Regions from separate parts of the Homo sapiens genome. Here region 1 is linked to region 2. The links are chromatin contacts, found by Hi-C in ENCODE. All regions are on one chromosome and are shown on one strand. The core of a region is the stretch at or near the end of the contact, and the rest is flanking DNA. Distances in the headings are between cores, read along the strand shown.

Region 1 (5,256 bases), core at 2,188-4,687, 1.0 Mb before region 2:
TAATTGATTTACTTTTCCTGTTGATATGGTTTGGCTATGTCCCCACCCAACTCTCACCTTGAATTGCAATAATCCCCATATGTCAAGGGCGGAGCCAGGTGGAGATAATTGAATCAAATAAACACCACCACCACCACTACTACTACTACTGCTGCTGCTGCTGCTGCTGCTGCTGCTGCTGCTACTGCTGCTACTGCTACTATTACTGTTCTCATGGTAGTGAATAAGTCTCATAAAATCTGATGATTTTGTAAATGGGAGTTCCCCTGCACAGCCTGCCTTGCCTGCTGCCATGTAAGACGTGTCTTATATCCCCTTTGCCTTCCGCCATGACTGTGAGCCCTCCCCACCCATGTGGAACTCTGAGTCCATTAAGCCTCTTTTCCTTTATAAATTAAAGAAACAGTCTCTGGTATTTCTTTATTAGCATCATGAGAACAGACTAATATACCTATTAATTCAGAAATTAAAATATGAAAGTCACAGTCATAAATCGATAGCCAACATTATTTAACAAACACAAATTTTAAAAGTCCATTCAGTATACTGCCTAAAATCATTTCCTGTGACACCCATTATCCGGCACTTTGGGAAACACTGATCCAAAGCCAACCATCTCATCTGACAGAAGGAAATGGAGTTCAGAGACATAAAGTAATTTGACTAAGGTTACACAGCCTTGAAGTCAAAGGACCATTAACTCTGCTCTCCTGGTTCCTTGCTCATTAATGTTTTTTCCAATACCATGACTATTCAATGGATGTATTAATAGCATATCACAGCCATATTTCCATTAGAATAAGTACTCTACTCAACAATATTTAGGGATTCTAGTTCAAATAATTGTGCTCATATCTGGGAGTAATTAAGGATTTTTTCCTTTTAAATGCAGCTGTCATACAGACTTTTCATCAGGTTGAGTATTCCTAATCTGAAAAACCCAAATCTGAAATACCCTAAAATCCAAAAATTTTTGAGCACCAATTTGATGCTCAAAAGAAATGTTTATTGGAGCATTTTGGATTTCGGATTTTCACATTAGGGATGCTCAACTGGTAAGTATAATGCAAACATTCCAAAATCAAAAATAAATTAAAAATCAAAAACACTTCTGGTCCCAAGCACTTTGGATAAGGGCTACTCAACCTGTATGTGGTCTTGTTTTGATGTTGGCTGTCACATTTTACAAAACACTATGGGTATTTTTAAAGACATTAGTATCTTGAGCAGTCAGATATCACACATAATGACTCAGTTATGATTTGTCATTGAGAGCTAGAAAACCACTGCAGTCTTCAAGGTCTCTTTCCTCAAGCCCAAGTCTTTAATTAGCAGAGATGAGAGAAAGGACAATGGCCACATCCTTCGTTAAACACCAAGAGTCACCCAAGTTGACTGGGCAGAGTCAACTGATCATAAGCCATGGCTGTTCTTGAAATGCCCCACTTAGCAGTGAGGGAGTCCCCAAGACATGGTCTAGGCTTGGTGAGCACCTAACTCCATCTCCCCAGGGAGAAGCCAGCCTCCTCTTTTCCAGCCACTGAACACAGATGTTCCACAATGGGCACATGCCTCCTATCTTGCTGGTGTCCTCAGGTTATAACAAGGATATCCAGTCCAGGATTCCAAAAGAGAAGGAAAAAAAAAAAACAAACACCACTGATATCCACAAAACCTCCTTGTATATTAAACAGTGCATCATGAGTAACACAGCTATTATTCAGTGCATGCATCACAACTGTGTGCCCATGTTGTGTTGTCAGATAAATATATAAACACAGGGACTGAAGTGCCCCCTCTCCTCTCCACCATCCCTTCTAGGAAGAGGAAAGGAAGTTGGGCTGGGATAGAGGAGCAGAGAGATAGCAGGAGAGCAGGGAGATTCTGGAGGCAGAATGAGAGGGGAGAAAAAGAGTACTGGGGTTTCTTTCTTCCCTTTTCTTCCCTAGTCTGTGGCATGAAAAAACAATGGCTTTTCTGAGGCACTGTGCAGACAAGGCAGCTCTGAAAAAAACTAATGGCCGTGATTAATGACAATGGGCTGGAGGAGAGTGGGGACACAGCCGCCACATACATCATCCCTTCCCGTCAGTCTCTGCTCCTCCCTGCCCCTCTTCCTCCTACCAGCAAGGCATTATAAAAACGTCTTATCTGCTCTGGATGCTTATTTTAAAGCTGAAATCACAGCCAGACCTCCACCCAAAAGAAAAACAAAGAGTGAGAAAGAATGGCCAGAAAAGGATGGTGCTAGAGGAAAGTAAGAGAGGGAAGAGTGAGAAAGAACGAGAGAGGGAGAGAGACAAAGGGGTGATAGGGTGAACAAGAAAATGGCATGTAAAATAACTATAAGATATTCCAGGAGAAAATGTGCAGGCTGTAATCATTCAAGATTTCAGCAACTTGACTCCTCACATGCTGAAGCCACATTTTCAAGGTCTTATCTGCCATATGGTTCCCTGTTTGGATGATTTATTAGGTGCAGAAAGCATACTGATAAATTTTACTGCATTTCCCTGAATAGGCAACCTATGGTGTCAATAACAAAGCTCAGGCGGCTTTAATGAAAACTGCAAGCACCAAAGGGTAACCATTTATTTATGAGTCGCTATAGTATTACTAGGACAAAATTTATCTTCCCTTCTCACGTACTCTGTAGAAACCGAATCTGGTCAAAGTAACAGAGATCACATCCATATGTCAGTGGTTTGCTAACATCTCCCCTGCACGAAACACTGGCTGTTGCTCTGGAGAAATTGTTTGGTGACCCATTTTGCATAAGAAATCTTGTTTTTGTGAAAAAACAAGATGAAACCTGGAGAACTCTGCAAACACCATACCATTAGCAATCACACCTAAAGGTGCTGCAGAATCCTCTTGGTTTTCTTTACCTAGAAAATGAGACAGCTGCCCCAGGGGTAGGGATGAAAAAAGCGAGAGTGATGTGCAGATAAGGAGGACAGAGATTTAGAGATACTGTCTGATCCATAAATATTTTAAGTGTACCAGTCCACACAACAATGTTCCCCTCCATCCTCTCCGTTTCTTAGGACACCACTCATTGCCTGGTCTCCACCCCTATCCCTCACTGCCCCTAAAATGCCTCTTTTCTTGGCTAGTAGCTATCTGCAAGTCTGATGTATGTGTTATTTTTATAACAGAGAAACAATCCAACTTTTTAAAACTCCAAAGGCAGCAAAACTAATGACCAAACTCAGGAGGAAGTGGGGGGGATTGTGGAAGAAAAGAGGAAGAAAGCCAGATAGTGCTCTTACTGTTTAATCCTGAGCCACAGTTAACTGCTACAAAAAAAAAAAAATTGGCAAGGTTTTCAAGTCTACAGTTTTCCCCACTGTGTAACATGCCTGTCCTGAGTGAAGACAGCCTTGCCCAGGAACGTCAAAAGAAGGAAGGATAAAGAAGAAGTTCAACCACAATAGCATACGTTTGAGTAATGCTCTTAGCACAGCAAACCAACGAAAGCAATAGCAAAGTTGAAAGGCTGGGCCAAGTCTTTTGACATGAGCAAAATCTCAACCTTCCATTTTTTTTTCCCCACCAAAGTTAATACTTTGAAAAATGTCTCCACTAGATTATTTTACCCAGGTTTTTTTTTTCATTTTACACTTTATTTTACACAGTTTTTTCCTTGTTCTGCATCAATATTTTCTCTAATACTTTCACAGTGAGAGGGCATGAAAATCTGTGCTTATCAGTTCTTATCCACACTATTGCCTCTCTAAATCCACTACTCAAAAATATATTTTTATATATTTATATATACAAATATATAAATATATAAATAAAATAAGTAAATAAATAAGCAAACTCTTTGGAAATCAGAACAAAAATAACATTTTATAAAAGCCTCTTTCCACATCATACATAATAAACAAAAGTCATCTTGATCAGTTCAATTACTGACATTGCTGCTTTTAAAATCTGCTTAGTAAAATGGCATCAATTAAAGTTTAATGTCTTATAAAAGATCATTCAAGTATTATAGTAGAATTAAGAGGAAATAGGTACTGCTTGGGATCTGGCTATATTTTTAGAGTTTCTCAACCAGAGAGATTTATAAGAATATTCATTATTGCCTAGATTGCTTTCAATTCAGCCACTAGTTTATTAAAAGAGGTAGGCTAAAGGGCCCAGCACGGTTCAGAGCACATTCAACCAGCTGCATTTTCAGTTTGCTAAATATTTCAACTAGTCTTCAAAGGCACTGCATAAGTAAAACCTCGCACTTATTTTTCTACACACTTCTCCTCTTAATTTTTAACCCCCTGGGTATTTCCAAAGGAAATCTAATCCACATAAGTCATTCGTACCTAGCCCACACTAAATGGCATTTGAATGAGTTATATTGTTCTAGAAACCCCATTCACCTTTTCTGTTGGCCTTTTATTCTCTGGAGGTCCCAGTCTGGGGCAAATCAACAAAACTGAACCTTAAGGCAGCAGAGGGAACTGGGGAATAGGAGAAGGGGACCAAAAAAGTATCAACAGGGAGGACACCCAGCCAGGGGCTCCAGGGCAAGAGGAAATCTCCTTTTGCAGGCCTGATACACAGGACCAAGTCGAACAGTTGTTCAGGTTGTGCACTAGCTGACGGCATTTGGCCAAAAGGACAGGTGGAGACTGAAATCCAACCTATACTGTGCTTGCCAAGCTCAATTTCTGGCCAGGGGTTACATCCACCCAGAGAAGGGGAGCACATTTCTCTACTTCTCCCAGAAGCACTGTATGGGCTAGCTGCTGATAAAGTCATGTTAAGAAAACAGAAGTAAGCCAGTCACAAAAGGACAAAAGTCCTGTATGCATCCATTCATATGAGATAACTTAGAGTAGTCAAACTCACAGAGACAGGAAGTGGAATGGAGGCTGCCTGGGGCTGAGGGGAGGAGGGGAGTGGGGAAATAGCAAGTGGCTATTTAATGGGTATGGAGTTTTGGCTTGAGAAGATGAAAACAGTTCTGGAGATGGATGGTTGTAACGGTTACACAGCAATGTGAATGCGGGTAATGCCACAGAGCTGTACACTTAAAAATAGTTTGAATGGTAAATTTTATTACAATAAAAAGGAAATGAAACCAGAGTCAAGCACTGGCAGCTACACACCCACTGTGGACTCCGATCAAGGTCCTGCTCACAGATCGACTTTACAAGCCCATGCCATTGTCCAACAACTGAGAGTAGATCAGGGCTGCACTTGCCTCCACAAACGCCCAGCTACACAGGACCTGTCCAGATCATCACT
Region 2 (5,090 bases), core at 206-2,705:
GAAGAATGTGTAGGACTAAAATTGCACTAAGCCATAAATGCTCAAAATTCACATACAGTAAAATTTTTTTAATGTCCAGTTTTGCTCAAATATAAGAAATTAACTGTAAAAAATTTATGTGTGTGTATATGTATATATATGTGTATATAAATATGTGTGTGTGTATATATATACATATATATTTTTTTTTTTTTTTGAGACAGAGCTTTGCTCTTGTAGCCCTGGCTGGAGTGCAGTGGTGCGATCTCAGCTCATTGCAACCTCCGCCTCCTGGGTTAAAGGTATTCTCCTGCCTCAGCCTCCCGAGTAGCTGGAACTACAGGTGTGTGCCACCATGCCCAGCTAATTTTGTATTTTTAGCAGAGATGGGGGTTTCACCATATTGATCAGGCTGGTCTCGAACTCCTGACCTCAGGTGATCCACCTGCCTTGGCCTTCCAAAGTTCTGGGATTACAGGTATGAGTTACTATGCCCAGCCCAAAAAAATTATTTTTAAAAATTAACTGTGATCTGTTATGGTATGGAGCTGACTAACTGCAAGAAGACACATATATAAATGTCAAATCATTATCTTTTAAGGAAACCAGGCCCTAGGACACTTCCATGTCTGTAAACTATTTCAAGCATCAACATATTTCTGACTGAGGAAAGATGTACTTAAAAAAAGTCAACTCAATTTTTTGTCTTAGTGCCCCCTCACACAGGTTTGCTGAGCTGTGCCCTATCACTAGAAAAGCTAAGCTTGTTGTTCTGTGGCTTAAAATGATCTTATCTTCTGACTTCCTCCCACCTTCCTCTGATCTTGGACTGGTGCCCCAAGTCACTCCATTAGAGAAGGCAGCTGGCTCATATCACTGCAGACTTTCCCACAGCTAACCTCTGATCTGAAGGTGTTTGTAGGTACAATGATGGAACAACATTTATTTTTCCCTGTCAGCAAAACAAACAAAACAACACGGGGGAACAGTTTGACCCAGTAAGAATTGTAAGCAGAATTTTAGTTGTCAGATTCATGACATGCAGAGGCAGAAAGAAAAGACATTAGGTCAGAAAGTAAGGAAGAAAGAATAGGCATAGTTGGTGGGCAGAAGAGCAAGACAGGTTCCAAATATCAGAGATAATTCCAAGTGAACTGATCGCACTAAATTGAAAAGGACTTTTTAGTGTGCCTTTGCAGTAAAAGTGAGAAAAGAAAACAAGCAAGTCCCCATCTGTGCTGCCCCAGGGCGCCTCGTACTGAGTTTCACAAATCTAATGAAGCAGTCAGGTTAAAATCCAACCACAGAGTGGATGTGACATGTGGAGAACAGCTCGGGTTAGAATAGAAAAGCAGGGCGGTTCCTAATGCAGGTGATTATCCGTGTGATAATCATTATATTTACAGGCTTTCCATTTTAGATCTGACATCAAAAATCACAAAGGAGGAGGGATTAAGGAAATAAACAACCGACACAGAGGCTTTCCTGCTCCCCTGAGAGTACAGCACTTTCATTCATGCATGACAAGCAACAAAAGCAAAACTAAACAGGCCAGGAAAGAGTATTTCTGAGAAGGCTGGATTTCACATTAACGCTTTTTTTCCATTTTGATAACTTTCACTATTACTCAGTTTCTCAGTCAGGTCACATTTTCAGAATCAGTTCTCATTGTTGTCTATGCTATAATACAGTATCATTTTTGGTTTACAATGAATGATACTCACATAATATGTCCTTTACAAAAACAGACCCATTTTTTCCTTCCTGGAATTGAGTGTTGTGAATAAAATGACATATAATTAAAGTCTTAGACTCTCATCTATACCACACCACTTAGGTTTTGCAGTAGGCTTGCTGCTTCAGCAACCAGGGTAAAACAACAACCAAATATAGTTTTTGAATGGAGGTTAGGGAAAAACTATGTTAATCAGATTAATGAAAACTATGGAATACTTACATTAAGAGCTATTTAAAGGGATCAGCAAGCCACTATTAAAAAGCACAATCCTCAGATTATGCAGGAAAGGAAAGAAACTCAAGTGCATGTTTGCGTATATGAAAGACAACTATGGAGGAGAAAACTTTCTCTATATTTCATCTGATAACACAAGTTCTTACTTATAAAGTAGAATTATCTATAATCAATATTAAACTAAAACCATAACTTGCCCATACTCACTGCAATTCCAATTATTTGTTACTAGTTATATAGAAACACAATGATTTCTGTATACTGACAAGCCAAGGGGGAATGGAGCCACCAGACCAGGTCTGTTTTCTTACTTTGCTTCTTCATCTCTCCATGCAACAAACATTTACCTCCTAAGTGTAGTTTTAGGCTGCTAGCATCTGTGTACATGTGTGTCATTGCTACAGCTGTTACAGGCCTTATAATGATATTAGACTTTGACTCAATAATACTATAACTCCTAAACGGAGTGGTATAGGTTAGAGATTAAGACAGGGGGGTGTCTGTCTTTCTCTACATATATGTATAAAAATCTCTGTATAATAAAAATTCATATAATTGTATATAAATTTAGAGGTATAATATTCTCCTTGAATGGCTTTAAGTGCAACATAGTACTGGTAGGAAGCAATTATAGCCAATGGAAAGAGTACAGGGTCTAGAATCAAAAGGCCTACACTAAGGTCCCAGTTTTACAAATTATTTGCTATGTAATCTTGAGCCAGTCACTCAGTACATCAATTTCTTCATCAATAACATTGGGGTTAACCATACCTATTTCGTTGCATTGTTGCTAGGAATAAATGAAATACTTTATGTGAAACTGAAATCATTTTGCCTATTGAATTCAAGTTCTTGTTAAGATCTCAGGATAAACAAATGAGTGTCAGAGCACCTAGAGTACTTTAATGATCTGTCCCATCTGTGGATTATATGTGTAGGAGGCAGTCTTCAAAATGGTTTTCAATGATCCTTGAACCTGGTATTCAAATCCTTGTACATTCTCCTCCCCTTGAATGTGCTCTAGACCTAGTGACTTGCTTTAACAAATATATGACAAAAGTGATGGTATGTTTTGTTCATCTTCTTGATCACAAGCCTTCTCTCTCTGAGCCCTCGCTCTAGGAGAAATAAGTTGCAATGTTGTGAGGACTATGGAGTGGTGCATGATCAATAACCAGTGAGGATCTGAGGGCTGTGACCGGACATGAGTGGGCTTGGAAGAAGATCCTCCCCTAGCTGAGCAGCAAGATGACTACAAACCTGGTTGACACCTTTATTAAAAGTCTTATGAGAGCCAGAGGCACCAAGCTAAGTAAGCAGTGCCTGGATTCCCTATCCCACATTTTATACATGAGGTTAACAAGAAAAACTCAGGTAATTTCACATTCAAATTATGTTAATAAAAACTTCAAAGTGGCCAGGTGCAGTGGCTCATGCCTGTAATCCCAACATTTTGGGAGGCTGAGGTGGGAGGATTGCTTGTGTCCAGGAATTTGAGACATGCCTGGGCAACATAGCAAGACAACAAAAACCAAAACTTCAAAGCAAGTGTGGTCAGCAAATCAGAGGGTAAGCAAATTCTGGAAAGAAAATTTAGATATATGCTATCTAAATGGCTTTGTATACCTGATTATGGTCAACCATTTCTTCAACACAGATTAACCGGGAGATATTATCCTTTGCATGAAATTTATTTGAAGTTTTAATTCACAATGTCTTCTGTTATTCTGAAGCAATGATTGTTTCTGACACTAAAATAAGAGTATTAAATAGTGCTAGAATCCTCAGGTGAGAAAAACAATATTGAGTCAAAGTCTCCTACCACTAGAATGTCTGCAACAGCTGTAGCAGTGACATAACTAAGTCATGCTGAAATTTAACAATAAAGAACTATCCACTGTGTATTTCTTTTCATACAATATATCACAACATAAAGACTTATACTGCTAAAGCTTCTAAATATTTTCTCATGCTGTCCTTCAAACTATGAGTTACCTTTACTTTATGTTATCTATCAAACCATTTATATACTTTCTTATGATACCACGTTAGTATTATACTATTTTAACTTATGCATTATTTCTGATAAGGAAAAACTTTAATTTGTAAATAAAGTAACTGAAGGCTGGAGAAATTTGTTGCATAAAATGTGAGTCTGGGAACCCCTTTTAAGAGAAATTTCATTCACAAAAGTATCTCTACTAGCTTTTCCAAAGAATATATCATATAACTTTTTGGAGATTTTCAACCTGTGCTCTGACATTTGTTACCATATGCTTCCCGTCTACAGAATGCTGAATAAAAATATTATTTAACATTTTATTGAGTGCCAAAAACTCTATGGGGCAATGCACAGCTATAAAGACACTCATGCCTCTATCCAATAGGTTTATAATAAAAATTAGATAAACAGTATATAAATTATACCTCAATAAACATAACTGAAAAAAATTAAGCAGCCAAAACACAGGCAAAAAAATAAAGTGCAGTTTACAAGAAACTTAACTGTTTCACAAAGTGATTAACTGACTTGTCTATTCTAGCAAGGAGAGTTGTTCATTCCCACTTTTAAGCATATTTAATCTGGTAACTAAAGAACAAATTAAGTTAGGAAAAAGTGCTTCATCAAAACGTAAGACAGACAAGCTACTTAGACTAATTTCTTTCAGAACAACCCAAGTTTTTAGTATTAAAGAACAAGAAGAAAGAGGCTAGCATAAGAAAAATGTTAGGATAGTAGCCCTATTATTGGGAATTTTATTTCCATTTTTATTTTTTATTTTTTTTTTGAGATTGGGTCTCACTCTGTTGCCCAGGATGGAATACAGTGGCAGGATCACAGCTTACTTTAGCCTCAACCTCCCAGGCTCACCTCAGCCTCCCAAACAGTTGGCACTACAGGTATGCACCACCATGCTCAGCTAATTTTTGTATTTTTTTGTAGAGACAGGGTTTTGCCATGTTGCCCAGGCAGGTTATTTCCATTTTTAATGAGATAATACGTGGTTGGTATAAAGAAGACATTCAATGAATGTCAGTTCTTTTCCTTTCTATCATTGGATTCTCACGAAACCCCTAAAAATTAGCATTATTTTTATCTTACAGATGAAAATTTGAAGGTTCAGAGAGATTCAAGTAT

The links. Hi-C counts contacts between places; a loop is a spot of excess contacts on that map. Pooled maps may share reads with other maps.
Region 1: a loop to region 2 is called in a map with no recorded cell type, with 32 times the contacts of the local background. The contact joins two enhancer-like sites. A Hi-C loop is called at or near these places in 3 of 37 single-sample maps with no recorded cell type and 3 of 50 pooled maps.

Annotation. Positions count from the first base shown.
Region 1 is chr10:75,611,177-75,616,432 of GRCh38, reverse strand. All of the region lies in intron 2 of LRMDA (leucine rich melanocyte differentiation associated), which reads right to left. Among named protein-coding and RNA genes, the nearest start is that of MIR606, 61 kb to the right of the region's middle. Within about 2 kb of position 3,437, at least 6 of the 41 ENCODE cell types and tissues checked have a DNase peak (open chromatin) inside an H3K27ac peak, as active enhancers do.
Region 2 is chr10:74,581,961-74,587,050 of GRCh38, reverse strand. All of the region lies in intron 7 of ADK (adenosine kinase), which reads right to left. Among named protein-coding and RNA genes, the nearest start is that of ADK-AS1, 55 kb to the right of the region's middle. RefSeq lists an enhancer at 1,358-1,527. Within about 2 kb of position 1,455, at least 13 of the 41 ENCODE cell types and tissues checked have a DNase peak (open chromatin) inside an H3K27ac peak, as active enhancers do.